2 separate regions of the Homo sapiens genome follow, and region 2 is linked to region 1. Evidence: read pairs that join two places in POLR2A ChIA-PET (ENCODE). Cell type or tissue: OCI-LY7. All regions are shown on one strand. Links, peaks and the distances in the headings refer to the core of each region. The heading gives the core; the rest is flanking DNA.

The links. ChIA-PET counts read pairs that join two places held together with the same protein. Peaks named below come from ENCODE experiments on the same cell type or tissue, not always from the same donor. Only the 100,000 strongest peaks of a DNase experiment are listed, where the experiment ranks them.
Region 2: POLR2A ChIA-PET joins it to region 1 with 9 read pairs; 4 of 35 experiments call an interaction of 5 or more read pairs at or near these places.

What each region holds. Positions count from the first base shown.
Region 1 is chr5:173,027,329-173,035,813 of GRCh38, forward strand. ATP6V0E1 (ATPase H+ transporting V0 subunit e1) reads left to right here. Exons shown (of 4, transcript NM_003945.4): 4 at 7,071-8,117. Among named protein-coding and RNA genes, the nearest start is that of SNORA74B, 11 kb to the left of the region's middle. In OCI-LY7, for the core only: no CTCF peak of the experiment used is centred there; no DNase peak of the experiment used is centred there; H3K27ac peaks cover 2,081 bases.
Region 2 is chr5:173,105,394-173,113,878 of GRCh38, forward strand. It overlaps CREBRF (CREB3 regulatory factor), which reads left to right. Exons shown (of 9, transcript NM_153607.3): 5 at 3,231-3,425; 6 at 5,129-5,318; 7 at 6,913-6,986. Among named protein-coding and RNA genes, the nearest start is that of BNIP1, 35 kb to the right of the region's middle. In OCI-LY7, for the core only: no CTCF peak of the experiment used is centred there; no DNase peak of the experiment used is centred there.

The DNA.
Region 1 (8,485 bases), core at 1,410-6,409:
AAAAAAAAAAAAAAATACAAAAAATGAGCCTGACATGGTGGCGGGTGCCTGTAGTCCCAGTTACTCCGGAGGCTGAGGCAGGAGAATGGCGTGAACCCAGGAGGCAGAGCTTGCAGTGAGCCGAGATCGTGCCACTGCACTCCAGCCTGAGTGACAGAAAGAGACTCCGTCTCAAAAAAAAAAAATAGTGTATGAGTTTCTGTTTTGCCACAACCTGAATTTTGCCAATTTAATTTCCCCTTAAATATATATATTTTATATATATGTTTATACGTACGTGTGGGTTTTTGTTTTTGTTTTTGTTTTAATAGATGGGGGTCTCACTCTGTTACCCAAGCTGGTCTTGATCTCCTGGCCTCAAGCGATCCTCCCACCTTGGCTTCTCGAAGTGCTGGGATTACAGGCATGAGCCAATGTGCCTGGCAATAATACCAATTTTTTTTAACCTGCCTTTTTCATCAAGTTCTGTTTTCTACTCTTTATTTCAACTGTAGTGAGTGTTAGGTAAGGCTGTTGATTGGGGTTCAAAGCTGAGAACTTCAGGCCTCAGTTGGTTCTAGTTCCAGCATTGCTTTTCACTTAACTTCTCTGAGTTTCATTTCCTTCCATGATAATGAGAGAATTGGGCCCTTTGACACTAAATAACACTGGGTGGGTGGATCTGAAGACATTTTATCTGCTTATTCTTTTCACTCTTATGTCTCTGTCAACCGGATTGACAGATTCCTCATGTTTTCACTCTGGTCCACAGCACACACTCGGGCTCCTTGAAACCCTTATACTAAAGTTGGTTCTTTTAAAAGCAAAATGCCAGGAAGTAGGAGGGCAAGCCGGGCGATCCCTAATTATGAACATCGTGTCATGCCTATTCTGCATTTAACAGAATTATAGTGGTATCGTAACCTAAGACTTTGGAGTTAACACATCAAGAGATCTAATCTCTGCCTAGCGTTAGAACAGACAGACTTAAGACAGGCTGACTTCACTTTTTGGATGGTAAAGTCAAAGGATTGAGTTTTGTTTAACCTTTTGAATTTTGAACTTTTACCTAATGGTGAGATGATAAAGGAGTTTAGAAGGTAGATTTGGGTCTGACCTCACCTGATAAGGAAAAATGTTTGGTTTAGTACATGATTCCTTTTAAGAGGCCAGATTTGGAAAGTAGGTGTAAGCCAGACATGGTATTCAACAGAGAAAAATGAGGACCAGTTATGAAAGCTTTAGAATAATTTTATATAGATGAAATGGAATCAATCCAAAGAACACACCGTTAAATACATAGCCGATCTTTTGCTGCTTTAATCAAGGTAACTGTCATGATTTCTTTCCTGAATTGAAGAACCGAACCACAGCCTGATGAGAGGCTGAGTTACAGCACGTTATGTTTATTGGCTGCAAATAAACGTGTCCAGTACTCCTAAGAGCAGTGCTCACTCCATCCTTGGCTTTGCCAGCCTCGTCTGCTTCCCTTAGATTCCTGAGTGTGACTTCCTAAGATGTATGTGGGACTCTAATGTCAAGGTTGCTGTTTTTGTTGATGTTCACTTTCCTACAGCCTTGTGGGGTGTGCTGCTACCATGGAATCTCCTTGGAGGGGTGGCTTCGGCTTCAGATCCAGCATCCTGGAAGTTACTTGGTTTAGCAAGGCATTGTTGCCTGGTAGATGATCTGATATGGTTGACCACAGTCTGAAGGCATAGAAATGCTGTTTTATTATAAAGTCCGGGCCAGGAAAGAAATAGAGGATATTGATAATTAGGCCTCTGCCCTGTGGGAGCTGTTTTTCTATGCATTCCTAAAATACTTGAGTGCTTGTGAGGTGTATAGTACTGAAGTAGGGGAAGACTGGGCTCCAAAGGGGTTTGTGATCTGTTGGGGTGTTGAATTAAGCCATACTTGGGAGAAGTTCAATAGTGCAAGGTGTCGTGTGGTTAAAAAGTAAATCTTTTACTCCGAGTACTCTGGCTGGGTATTCTGCTGCCATTTCAGGTTCAGCCATGTCTCCATTTCAGTTCCCAATATCATAGTTTTCCTTGTCAGGGTCAGAACCTGTCGCGTCACTTTTTTCTCCTCTTCCTCAAATCCATTTGCTCTCATTATGTCTCTTGTGTCCGCCTTTCCTTTCCATTCCTCCTTCAGGCACCCTGATTTCTGCCCCAACTTACTACAGCTCTGAATTATGGCAGGTGCTCCTCATCTGGTCTCCCTGGCTCTACCGTCATCTATCTACAGAATACCACCCTGTTTATCTTCCTGGTGTAGCACTTCCTGAAATAGATCAGCTTGCCTCAGAAACTGTCAGTAGTTCTCTGGGGCCTGCAGCAGGATTTTTTGTTTTGTTTTGTTTTGCTTTTCTGTTTTGTTTTGTTTAACCTAAGGTCTCTGATTGTAGAGAGTACATGCCCCTTGAAATGCGATATAAAATGTTATAAGCACACAACTTTTGCCGGGTCACCAGCGGTCCCATGAGCCACAACAGATAAGAACGGCTAACCTGCAGGTCATGTCCAGCTCTGACTTGACTGTCAAGGCCTTCCCTCCCCAGTCTGCCTTCCTTCTCACTACTTTCCCCTCCAGGCCCTAGTGGTGTGGGCCCTTGTTCTTGACCTCATTAGCTTTACTTGGTTTTTCCTGACTCTCACTACCCTATTACATTCATTAATTTAGAAAACAACTTAGTAAATACACTCTCCCGTGAAAATTCCTTCTGCTTTCTTGCCTCAGTTCACCCATTCTCTCTTAATTCTTTCTGATGCTTTCTCTTTCAGTGCCCAGCTGGCAAATCCTAGCACTTCCTTCCTTGGCTACTTTGTTTCAAAGTGATTTCTTTTCTTTCTGAACATATTTAGCTCTCCAGTTTTTGCCATTCATTTGGTACATTGCCTTGAATTGTTAAATACATGCTTAACTCCTTGTATTTAATCTCCTACAATATATAGCCTTACATATCATAGTAAAGAAGGAATTATTTTGCAAATTTATCTAAAATTTTTAAACAGATAAAAATTAAGCCTAATATATCGTTTAAGAAGAATATTCACTTACTTTTCCCCGAACAGATTTCTTGGTTCTAGACTTAATATTTTTATGTTATCTTCATTGTCAGTTTTTTGTTTTTTTTTTTTTTTTTGAAACAGAGTCTCACTCTGTTGCCCAGGCTGGAGTACAGTGGCATGATCTTGGCTTACTGCAAACTCCGCCTCCTGGGTTCAAGTGATTCTCGTGCCTCAGCCTCCCGAGTAGCTGGGATTACAGGAATGTGCCACCATACCCGGCTAATTTTTGTATTTTTAGTAGAGACGGGGTTTCACCATGTTTGCCAGGCTGGTCTTGAACTCCTGATCTCAGGTGATCCGCCCCGCCTCCCAGAGTGCTGAGATTACAGGTGTGAGCCACTGCACCTGGCCCATTGGCAGGTTTTTGTTTGTTTGTTTGTTTGAGATGGAATCTCGCTCTGTCACCCAGACTGGAGTGCAGTGGCGCAATCTTGGCTCATTGCAACATTGACCTCCCAGGTTCAAGTGATTCTCCTGCCTCAGCCTCCCGTATAGCTGGGACTACAGGCATGCACCACCATGCTTGGCTAATTTTTGTATTTATTTATTTATTTATTTATTTATTTATTTATTTATTTGAGACGGAGTCTTGCTCTGTCGCCCAGACTGGAGTGCAGTGGTGCGATCTCCGCTCACCGCAATCTCTGCCTCCCGGGTTCATGCCATTCTCCTGCCTCAGGCTCCCAAGTAGCTGGGACTACAGGTGCCCGCCACCATACCTGGCTAATTTTTTGTATTTTTATTTGAGACGGGGTTTCACTGTGTTAGCCAGGATGGTCTCGATCTCCTGACCTCATGATCTGCCCGCCTCGGCTTCCCAAAGTGCTGGGATTACAGGCGTGAGCCACCGTGCCCGGCCTAATTTTTGTATTTTTTTTTTAGTAGAGATGGGGTACATCATGTTGTCCAGGCTGTTCTCGAACTCCTGACCTCAAGTGATCCACCCACCATGGCCTCCCAAAGTACTGGGATTACAGGCATGAGCCACCGCATCCGACCCTTTGTCAGTTTTATCTGATGGTAACCTTATGACTCTTTTTTTTTTTTTTTTTGAGACGTGCAAAATGAGAACATGGACCCTTTGATTAAGTTCTTCAGCCCCACCCCCAGTCAGCTATTTCTTATCAAAGATGATAAGAATACAGGCTTCCTGGCCAGGCGAGGTGGCTCACGCCTGTAATCCCAGCACTTTGGGAGGCCAAGGCGCGCGGATCACGAGGTCAGGAGATTGAGACCACCCTGGCTAACACAATGAAACTCCGTCTCTACTAAAAAATACAAAAAATTAGCCAGGTATAGTGGCGGGCGCCTGTAGTCCCAGCTACTCGGGAGGCTGAGGCAGGAGAATAGCGTGAACCTGGGAGGCAGGGCTTGCAGTGAGTGGAGATCGCGCCACTGCACTCCATCCAGCCTGGGCGAGAGAGCGAGACTCTGCCTCAAAAAAAAAAAAAAAAGCTTCCTTAATTTACTCCAAAATCAGCCGGGTGCAGTGGCTCACACCTGTAATCCCAGCGCTTTGGGAGGCTGAGGTGGGCAGATTGCTCAAGCCCAGAATTTTGAGACCAGCCTGGGTAACATGGTGAAACCCCATCTCAACAACAACAACAAAAAATACAAAAATCAGCCAGGTATGGTGGCACACGCCTGTAGTCCTAGCTACTTGGGAGGCTGAGATGGAAGGAACTTGAGCCCAGGAGGTGGTGGTTGCAGTGAGCGGTGATGGTGCCACTGCATTTACTCCAGCCTGGATGACAGAGCAAGACCCTGTCTCAAGAATAAATAAATAAATAAAAATAAAAATTTATTCCAAAATCAAACCGCATGCCTTTGCCATGTAACATAATGCACATTTACTTTTATTTTATTTTATTTATTTATTTATTTATTTATTTATTTATTTATTTATTTATTTATTTATTTTGAGATGGGGTCTTGCTCTGTCACCCAGGCTGGAGTCCAATGGTGTGATCTCAGCTCACTGCAACCTCCGCCTCCTGGGTTCAAGCCATTCTCCTTGCCTTAGCCTCCCAGGTAGCTGGGACTACAGGCATGCACCACTACAGCTGGCTAATTTTTTTGTATTTTTAGTAGAGATGGGGTTTTACCATGCTGGCCAGGCTGATCTCGAACTCCTGACCTCAAGTGATCCACCTGCCTCGGCCTCCCAAAGTGCTGGGATTACAGACGTGAGCCACTGTGCCCGGCCTACATTTATTTTAAACTGGTATCATTGATCTTGAGTGAAAACTATCCCCCATTTGTATATGGTTTTTCAAAAGTGAAGGCTTATTTTTCCCTTTTTTGATTGTTTCTTTGTCACAAAATGCCTGTACTATGAAGAAGTCTAATCAGTGTGCTCTTCATGGAAAATTAACAGACAAACCATATGTATTCACTACTTCAGTATTCTCAGATAAAATTTATTTTATTGGCTGGGTGTGATGGCTCATGCCTGTAATCCCAGAACTTTGGGAAGCCAAGGCAAGAGGAAACCTGAGCCCAGGAGTTTGAGACCAGCCTGGGCAATATAGCAAGACCCCATTTCTATGAAAAATTTAAAAATTAGCTGGGCATGATGGCGTGGGCCTATAGTCCCAGCTACTTGGGAGGCTGAGGCAGGAAGATTGCTTGAGTCCAGAAGGTCGAGGCTGCAGTGAGCTGTGTTTGTGGCCACTACACTCCAGGGCAGGTGAGAGAGCGAGACTGTCTGAAAAAAATATTATTTATTGATTAGAGACAGGGTCAGGCTCTGTCACCTAGGCTGGGGTGCAGAATGGCATGATCATAGCTCACTGTAACCTCAAACTCCTGAGCTCTAGTGATCCTCCCACCTCAGCTTCTGGAGTAGCTGGGACTACTGGTGTGTGTCATCGTGCTGTAGAGAGTCTCGCTATGTTGCCCAGGCTGGCCTCAGGTGATCTTCCCGCCTTGGCGTCCCAAAGTGCTGGGATTACAGGTGTGAGCCACCACGCCTGGCCTAAATTTATAATCTGCCTGGTACTGATACTTGTACAAAGAGGCTGTTCTGCTGGCCTAAGGAAGAGAACAGAAAATTATCCCTAGATTAAGTGAAAGATATTATGAGGCTTTCACACTACTACAAGAAACAAGTAGCTCTGGTAATTACCACTCCTTGGCCTGATGTTGTTTTCCTAGTACATTGTAAATATAGTCTGTTTAGGGCATGATGGCTCATGCCTGTAATCCCAGCACTTTGGGAGGCGAGGATGGGCACAACGCTTGAGCCCAGGAGTTAGAGCCCAACCTGGGCAGCATGGTGAAACCCTGTCTCTACAAAAAAATATAAAAATTAGCCGAATGTGTTGGCGTGCACCTGTAGTTCCAGCTACTTGGGAGGCTGAGATGGGAGGATCATTTGGGCTCAGGAGATTGAGACTGCAGTGAGCCGAGATCACGCCACTGCACTCCAGCCTGGATGGCAGAGCAAGACCCTGTGTCCGAAAAAAACAAAAATAAAACAAAACAAAAAAAAAGATGGTGTTGAATTTAAGCTGCTAGAAAAAGAAAAGTGTCATTTGTCACCTACACTCGAGATAGCCAGAACGGGGAGCAAGCTACAGGGCAGCCTCCAGTACAAGACCAATGCAAGGAGCCCGCTCCCCAGGAGCCTGGCCCCAGAGCAGAGTTCGCCATGCCTGCGGAACCTCCCCTCCATGCTATAAGAGGGAAGGGAAAAATACAGACTCTTGAAACTGCGGTGAATTCATTAGATTCCAGCACAATCAATCTCAGTCAGCTTCATTCTTCCTGCTTTCTGTAACATAGAGTGTTACTTGTGCTCCTCATTTCAGCAGTGTCCTTGGTTACTGGACCTTTTGCCACAGCCCTGCAAAACCTGGCCAAACTTGCACCAAGTTGATTATCCTGTGTTTCATATTTTGTTGAGCATCTGTGCATTTTAAAGTGTTGGCTTGGTTAACTTTCTCGATGTTAACTTTTTGCCTTCCTGAGGAATGTATGAGGACCAGTTACCAGAATGGTTTTGTTTTGCAGGTCACGAGAAGAGAATGCCTTCTAGATGCAAAATCACCTCCAAACCAGACCACTTTTCTTGACTTGCCTGTTTTGGCCATTAGCTGCCTTAAACGTTAACAGCACATTTGAATGCCTTATTCTACAATGCAGCGTGTTTTCCTTTGCCTTTTTTGCACTTTGGTGAATTACGTGCCTCCATAACCTGAACTGTGCCGACTCCACAAAACGATTATGTACTCTTCTGAGATAGAAGATGCTGTTCTTCTGAGAGATACGTTACTCTCTCCTTGGAATCTGTGGATTTGAAGATGGCTCCTGCCTTCTCACGTGGGAATCAGTGAAGTGTTTAGAAACTGCTGCAAGACAAACAAGACTCCAGTGGGGTGGTCAGTAGGAGAGCACGTTCAGAGGGAAGAGCCATCTCAACAGAATCGCACCAAACTATACTTTCAGGATGAATTTCTTCTTTCTGCCATCTTTTGGAATAAATATTTTCCTCCTTTCTATGGAAATCTGGGCTCGGTGTTTGTAAAGTTCATTTTTATAAGCTTTTCTATCGCTACATAATGCCTTTTTAAAAAATGATTTTGTAGTCTAAACTTAGGTTGAGTATATAAACCCTGCCATGTAGCTTGAGATGCCTGAAAAGACTGGTAAGTGCGTTTCTTAATCGTTCAGTAACTATTTGAGTGCCTACTGCAGCCAAGGCACTGGAGGGATCAAAGATGTGTAAATTTGGAGTCCCTGCAAGTTCACAAGCTATTTGGAGAGATAAGGTTAGTATACATAGAACTGTAATATAAGGTTGTGTTGGAGCATTGTCCTTAAAGATGGTACCATGGTGAGCAGTTCAAGGTTACCTGCCAGCTGCAGAACAAGGCAGCAAATGCTCCTGAGATGGAACCATCACAGCCTCAGACATAGGACTAAAGAAGTCAAGAGTGATTAAAAAGCCAGGGGCAGGAGACAGTAATTTTGTATTTCAGTAGCAGGCATCTCGATACACTAATTTGAGAGCTTTATTACTTTTAAGAAATTAAAAATTAAAATGAACCTAAATTTTCACCAGCTCATGGCTTTTTGACAGCCAGCCAAGAATGGATTTCCTGTTTTGCAGTTTCTACTTTCTATTCCTCCCAAACTGTCTGAACTCATTACTTTGCTATTCTTATGACCAAAGTGAGTTTCAAGTTGAAGTGACTCTCCTGCTCTCGTTTCTTTTCATTCTTTACTTTTGTTTTGCGCAGTCTGTTAGGCAACTCCATGCTTTACGTTTCCAGCAGGAGGGCCACATTAGCTAATTTCATGGAATACATGAAACATTGATGATTTGAAGTTGAAGGGGGCTATGGTGATATAGGCTAACCCCATCATTTTATGGATAAGGAAGCTGAGCCCAGACAGGGAGAATTTCTCGCCCAGCTTAATGCAGT
Region 2 (8,485 bases), core at 3,486-8,485, 80 kb after region 1:
GAGGTGTTCACAGTCAAACTAGGGTAATCTTGTGAGCCAGTAATTTTTGCTTACCTAGTGTAACAAGGGCCTTTTATTTATTTATTTATTTATTGAGACAGAATCTTGCTGTTGTTGCCCAGGTTGGAGTGCAGTGGTATGATCTCGTCTCACTGCACTCCACCTCCCAGGTTCAAGTCTTCTCCTGCCTCAGCCTCCTGAGTAGCTGGGATTACAGGTGGGCGCCACCACACCCAGCTGATTTTTGTATTTTTAGTAGAGATGGTTTCGCCATGTTGGACAGGCTGGTCTTGAATTCCTGACCTCGTGATCTACCCACCTCAGCCTCCCAAAGTGCTGGGATTACAGGCATGAGCCACCGTGCCTGGCCATGAGGGCCTTTTTATTTATTTATTTTTGTATTTTTAGTAGAGATGGGGTTTCATCGTGTGAGCCAGGATAGTCTCAATCTCCTGACCTCCTGATCCGCCCGCCTCGGCCTCCCAAAGTGCTGGGATTACAGGCATGAGCCACCGTGCCTGGCCACAAGGGCCTTTTTAAAGGCCATTTCTGTTGGCAACATATGGCCCTTGCATCTTTTCCAAAACTAGGTTGATAACTAGAACAAAATAAATCCTATCATTTGAAAAGAAACATAAGCACAAATAAATAGGCCAAAGCCATTGCTTTATTCTAATATAGTTTTTAAAAATTAGACTTCTAGAAATGATTGTGTCACTCAACTTGTGCATCATTTTTTAAGAAGAGCCTAAGGGGCCAGGTGCGGTGGCTCACACCTGTAATCCCAGCGCTTTGGGAGGCCGTGGCGGGTGGATCATGAGGTCAGGAGATCGAAACCATCCTGGCTAACATGGTGAAACCCTGTCTCTACTAAAAAATAGAAAAAATTAGCCAGGCGTGGTGGTGGGCGCCTGTAGTCCCAGCTACTCAGGAAGTTGAGGCAGGAGAATGGTGTGAACCTGGGAGGCGGAGCTTGCAGTGAGCCAAGATCGTGCCACTGCACTCCAGCCTGGGCGACGGAGCAAGACTCCATCTCAAAAAAAAAAGAAGAGCCTAAGGGTCACCATCACACTGCTTGCTGTTTTGTTTTAAACTACCACGTGTACACTAATAAAATGCTGTTAATACCAGCAGTGCTACAAAAGCTTGCCTTAACTGTTGCTCAGAAATCATTCTGCTTTCCAAATTGATTCTTTTTTTTAAAGTCATGTTTATTGTGGTATAATTTTCACACAGTAAAATTCACCCCTCTTACAGTGTACACTTCTATGAGTTTTGACAAATCATGTAATCACCACTAATACCAAATAGTTTGATCACCCCCGAAAATTCCCTCTTCTATTTTATTTTATTTTATTTTATTTTATTTTATTGAGATGGAGTCTTGCTCTTGTTGTCCAGGCTGTGGTGCAATGGCACGCTCTTGGCTCACTGCAACCTCTGCCTCCTGGGTTCAAGCGATTCTCCTGCCTCAGCTTCCTGAGTAGCGGGGATTACAGGCACCCACCACCATGCCCGGCTAATTTTTGTATTTTTAGTAGAGATGAGGTTTCGCCATGTGGGCCAGGCTGGTCTCGAACTCCTGATCTCAGGTGATCCGCCCACCTTGGCCTCCCAAAGTCCTGGGATTACAGGCATGAGCCACCGCACCCGGCCCCTTATATTCTTTTATAGTCATCCCTTTTCTCCACTGCCAATCCCTGGCAACCACTGTCCATATAGGTTGCTTTTTCCAGAATAGTATATAAATGGAAGCATGCTCCTGATTCATTCTTTGTCTGGAGAAAACTTAGTTCCTCAAAGCAAACATATCATCACCTTCTTATGTTTTCAGGAAGGAAAAATTACCTTTTTACTTATGGCCAATGCTGCCCAAGTTTTCCTGGTTACCTTAGGTTTGGATTGTGTACATTCTTCGCACAGCCCATTCCGTCTTGTTCATGTACCTAGCGTTAATGATCTGGAGTACATCAGAGGTGGCCATTCTCTGAGGGTATTTTAGATTTATAGGTCATTCAATACTGGGTCTGACCAACAGTTCTAGCAACTCAGAATTAAGTATTTTCTGAAACTTCCTATTAGGAAAATACCCCCTTCTTAAACAGTGACGTTAATACAAATAGCTTTCAATAAAATATTAACTGGAATAGGCATATAAGTTTTTTATCTGATAGCCAGTGTGAGAACCGTCATCTTTTATACTTTTCCAAAAGAAGTGGTGTGACAGGTAGGAAGAAAACTAATGCTGCCACATAGAATTCTGCCTAGTAGAACACCATCATAGAAGTGTATACAGCTGGGCTAGGCATGGTGGCTCATGCCTGTAATCCCAGCACTTTCAGAGGCTGAGGCCAGAGGACTGCTTGTGAACCCAGGAGTTTGAGACCAGCCTGGCAACATAGTGAGACCTCTGTCTCTACAAAATTTTTTTTTTTTTTTTTTTTTTTTTGGAGACAGAGTGAGCGTCTCATTCTGTTGCCCAGGCTGGAGTGCTGCGGCACAATCTCGGCTCACTGCAACATCCGCCTCCTGAGTTCAAGTGATTCTCATGTCTGTGCCTCCCGAGTAGCTGGGATTGCAGGCGTGCACCACCACGCCCTGGCTAATTTTTGTGTTTTTTAGTAGAGACGATTTTGCCATGTTGGCCAGGTTGGTCTCAAACTCCTGACCTCAAGTGATCTACCTATCTCAGCCTCCCAAAGTGCTGGGATTACAGGTGTGAGCCACCACGCCTGGCCTACAAAAAATTTTTTAAAAATTAAAATAAAAGAAAAATATTTAAAAAAAAAGAAGTATACATAGCTTTCTGTCTGAGATGTTTCAGATACAAATATTAGAAGGAAGACATTTAAAAATCATAGTTTATGTATCTAAGTACCATTATCTGATGGTACTTTTGATATTCCTATAGCTGTCCTGTAATTGTTCTCTTAATCCTGTTTGAAGATAATAAAAATAGTATCGTATACTAACTTATAAAAACTAAAAAGAAACCCAAGGAAGATGAACAGTGTAGTTATCTATGTTTATTAATCTCGGAATGTTTTATGAGTTAGAGATTTACATATTAAAAGTTCTCTTATAGACCTGGTTTATTATCTTTGACATGCCAATGATGTTTTCAGATGCAAGGAAATATACCAAGTTACAAATAGAAGGGGTCTTTTCATTTGTTCTGATTGATTTATTGAAATTTATGGAGCTTAAAAATTGCGGGACCTTTTTTTAAGGCTATGAAAATGATTCTGTAGAAGACCTGAAGGAGGTGACTTCAATATCTTCACGGAAGAGAGGTAAAAGAAGATACTTCTGGGAGTATAGTGAACAACTTACACCATCACAGCAAGAGAGGATGCTGAGACCATCTGAGTGGAACCGAGATACTTTGCCAAGTAATATGTATCAGAAAAATGGCTTACATCATGGTAAGAGGGGATTGCAGTCAGATATTTAGTGTCACTTTAATCAAGTTGAGCTACTAATCCATAATGTTTACTCCGTGTACCTAGGCATTCAGCCCTTCCTAGCAAACTGGAGATGGGGACTGTAGAGCTGCTACATTTGTGTGACTACTCTTCGTCACTCACAAATAGCTTTTACCAGTGTTAAGAGTCCTCACCTAAGTGGAGAGGAAGGACTGTGTAAACATTATTTCATTTCTAGTCCCTTCTTAATCTACCTACCCCATTCAGGAAATGACTAGGAGGCTGCTGGTTTCTGACCTGTCACAGTTGGTATAACCAGAAGGGTTGAGGAGAAAGTGAACGGGCTCTCTTGCATTCTTGTGTAATCCCCAGATGTAAATGGGGGGACTGGAATTCAAACGGTAATGGGGATAAAAGGGCAAGGAAAGAAAAGAAAGGGAGGATGGTTATGGAGAAAAGGAGTTGTAGAGAAGAGTTGAATACCTGTAGCAGGAATCAGAAGTTTATAATCTTAGGTAGGTCAGGCCGTGTGCTGCAGCTCATGGTTGTAATCCTAGCACTTTGGGAGGATCACTTGAGTCCAGGAGTTAGAGTCTGCAGTGAATTGTGATTATGCTACTGCACTCCATCCTGGGCGATAGAGTGAGATCCTGTCTCTAAAAAAATTTTAAAAATGACAGTCTTAGGTAGGTCAAATTTTTTATTGTGAACTCAGGAAGCTGTGATTAAGTAGAATTTATTCTGCACAAATGTTATTTTTAAATTAATCCATAGTTTCTAGTTCTTCTGCTCTGAATAAAAAAAATTAATACAAAGTCTTTACTGAAAAAAGTGGGGAGGGGAACTACTAGTAAGTGTGATGGTCAGTAAACAGGTTATTCACTCATCGTACGAATGTGAGTTGCAAAGGATTTTTGAGGACAAGAATTCCATCTGATGTATGTTTGTGTCTCATTTTCCTTTTCCACTAGCAACCAGGTGTACTATATTGTCTCTCAGTAAATAATTACCAAGCTTTTGCCTTCAGATAAGTTTTCTACTAGAAATGAAACATTAAGTCCAGTCAATAATCCCAAGTAGCATATGAATACTAGGAAAGTTGTAGGAGTTCAGAGGACAGAGCCATCCCTTTTGCCTGGAGTGATAGACCAAGACCCCTTGAGTCTTCTATAATGTTATTTATCAAAGCAACAAAAGAAGAGCTTTTAAACAAGGTTATGCTTACTTGTTGGATTTTCAAGTTCAATACAAAAATGTGTATGTCTGACAGTTTTCAGACGTAGCATCAGAAACATCTTGGTTTGTGTAAAATCTCCAAGCTCTCTTCCGACTATGTATTATACCCTAGTCCTGATTTTGGTGTTTAGTTGAACTCATACTCATCCTGAGATTTGAGATGCTTAGTATGCCATGCAAATAATGAAGAATCTGTCATGCTGGAACTAGAAGCCTAGGGTAGGGAAGAACTTGGAAAAAGTTAGAACTCTGCCATATCACCCCCATTTCCTGCAGCCACAAGATGGGAAGGAGAGGAGGCCAGCCCTTCTAGGATAGATTGTTAAACATGCTAAGACTTCTGAAACATGCCAAGACTTCTGAAAAGAAAAGGTAGTGGTGGGAAGTGGTTAAAAATGTGGCCGTGAAAAACGTGTCTCTTGTTAATTAAAGTGATCTGACTTAAACTTCTTTTAAACTGTTTATAGGAAAATATGCAGTAAAGAAGTCACGGAGAACTGATGTAGAAGACCTGACTCCAAATCCTAAAAAACTCCTCCAGATAGGCAATGAACTTCGGAAACTGAATAAGGTGATTAGTGACCTGACTCCAGTCAGTGAGCTTCCCTTAACAGCCCGACCAAGGTCAAGGAAGGAAAAAAATAAGCTGGCTTCCAGGTAAATGCTAATAATGTTCACTCATGTGAAGAAAGTTTAGGAGGTGAGGTTAGTCCCTAAGTGAGTTTTTATAGAAGGACAACAAAGAAATTGTATTTTTCTTGTATAAATACTACAATGAGAATATTATAATTTTTCTTTTGAAAGTAGAAGACGGTATTTTTGTTTTATGGAAAAAGTTTTTAAGAGGGGAGAGATGAATGGACTCTGGTGCATTATGTTGTATAACAATAAAAAATTTTTTCATAGCTTTATTTTTTGTTTGCTTTTTTAGTAAGTCAGAGTTATTGAGCTATAACTTATAGTAAAATGTATACCTTTTAATGTATACTTTTATGAGTTTTGACAAACATATCCAATCATACAACCACCACCACAATCAAGATATTGAACATTTTCATCATCTTAAAAAGTTTCCTTATGTCTCTTTGTAAAAGCAAACCCCTTCCTGCACCCATCGCCCCTCAAAACTACTGATCTGTTTTCTGTCTCCGTAGTTTTGCCTTTTCCAGAATGTCATGTACATGGAATATACTGTATGTATGTAGCCTTTGATTGAACCTGTCTTCCTTTTTTTTTTTGAGACAGAGTCTCACTCTGTCACACAGGCAGTGGCCTGATCTCAGCTCACTGCAACCTCTGCCTCCAGGGCTCAAGGGATCTTCCCGCCTCAGCCCCCTAAGTAGCTGGGATTATAGATGTGACCCACCATGCCCAGCTAATTTTTGTATTTTTTGTAGAGATGGGGTTTCACCATGTTGCCCAGGCCTCCCAAAGTGCTGGGATTACAGGCGTGAGCCAGTGCGCCCAGCTGAATCTGTATTCTTTCACTCAACATGACACATTTGAGATTCATCCATATTGTTGCCTGGAGTAATAATTTGTTCCTTTTGGTTGCTGAGTTGTATTCCTTTGGGTGGGGATATACTACAGTTTATCCATTCACCAGTTGAAGGGCATTTGGGTTGCCTCCAGTTTTTGGCAATTTTGAATAAAACCACCATCAATGTTCACTTACAAATGTTTGTGTGAATATATTTCCATTTCTCTTAGATAAATATCCAAGCATATATGCTTATAAGAAACTGCCAAACTATTCTCCAAAGTAGCTATATGTGCTGTTTTACTTTCCTGCTAGCAACACATGAGGGTTCCACTTGCTTCACATCCTGTACAACTTTTGGTATTATCAGTTTTTGTTTGTTTTTATTTTTGTTTTTTAGCCACTTTAATAGGTGTGTGCTGATATAGCTTTATTTTTAAATGTGTGCTAAATTTTTAAAAATCAATTTGCATAAATGATTATGTTGTGTTTTCTGGTAACTCAGTTATTTGTTAAATGTCAGTAGGCAGCAGTTTTGGATTGCTATTAGAAAATGAAAGATGAAAATTCACTTAAAAAAGAAAGCAGGCTGGGCATGGTGCCTCATGCCTATAATCCCAGCACTTTAGGAGGCCAAAAAGGGAGGATCACTTGCAGCTAGGAGTTGGAGAGTAGCCTGGGCAACATAGCGAGACCCCTTCTCCGTAATTAAAAATAATAAAATTAAAATTAAGAAAAAGAAAGTGAACTAACTGCTCCTTCCTTTCACAGAGCTTGTCGGTTAAAGAAGAAAGCCCAGTATGAAGCTAATAAAGTGAAATTATGGGGCCTCAACACAGAATATGGTAAACCTAAAGTTTTAAGAAGTTGATTAACCACCTATTGATTTGCTGACCACTCTCTCTTTTCTTTGGTTTGTGATTTGCTTTCGCTGTATTCTGCCTAGTTTTTGGCTAGCCTCCTATTTGTTTATCTGTTCAGTAAGCCACATGCTCACTTTCCTTCAGTCTTGTCCACCTTTTAATATAAGTTTCTGTACTGCTGACTTCCCAATCCACATCTCATCTTTACACTAACAAGCTGATCCACATTGTGACCATGATAATTTGTTTATTTTTTTCTATAAAAGATGTGAAAAGTTTTACAAGTAAATTAAGAATAGGCAGCAAAAACAACCTGCACTTCTCGAAAGATCACAATAATTTCTTCTATTTTATAATTGTGTTACTGGATTAGCCAGTTTTGTTGACTGATTTTAATATTTTCCCTAAATTGAATAATGATATTTTAGGCTTCGTATGAATAATTCAGACCTGTGTTTTTCAGATTTGATTGCTCATTGGAATTGTCTGTGTACTTGGTTAAAATACACATTTCTAGGCTTCTCTGCAGATCTTCTGAATTAGATTGTGTACAAGTAGAACTCAAGAATCCATATTTTTAACACTTCTCAGATCATTCTCTTTTTGTGTGTGTGAGACAGGATCTTACTCTGTTGCCCAGGCTAGAGTGCAGTAGTTTGATCACAGCTCACTGCAGCCTCCACCTTCTGGGCTCAGGTGATCCTCCCACTGCAGCCTCCTGGGTATCTGGGAATACAGGAGTGCACTACCACGCCTGGCTGATTTTTTGCATTTTTCATAGAGGTGGAGTTTCTACTGTGTTGCCCAGGCTGGTCCCAATTTTGTGGGCTCAAGCAATCTGCCCACCTCAACCTCCCAAAGTGCTGGGATTACAGGCATGAGCCGCTGCACCCAGCCAAGATTATTCTTTTTTTTTTTTTCTTCTTTTTGAGACGGAGTCTCGCCCTGTTGCCCAGGATGGAGTGCAGTGGCACGATCTCGGCTCACTGCAACCTCTGCTTCCCAGGTTCAAGCAGTTCTCTTGCCTCAGCCTCCTGAATAGCTGGGACTACAGGCCCACGCACCACACCTTGCTAATTTTTGTATTTTTAGTAGAGACAGTGTTTCACCACGTTGGCAAGGCTGGTTTCGAACTCCTGACCTCAGGTGATCCACCTGCCTAGGCCTCCCAAAGTGCTGAGATTACAGGCATGAGTCACTGCACCCGGGCCCAAGATTATTCTTAATGGAACCATTCTAGCACTTATTCAGGAACTACTGGCTTTGATCTAAACCAAAGTGCTTCTCAGCATTTCACATTGTAGCACATGTAGAAAATTATCATCTCTGAGGCATCACGGAATATAACAAGAGTAGGCTGCTCATGGGAGGAGGTCCCCATGAGCTGAGGGGATAATTATCTTACACATCTAGAACCCTTTTACAGCACTTCAGGGGTATGGGAAGCTCTGGTTTTGATCTTCTGTGATAAGAACACCTCC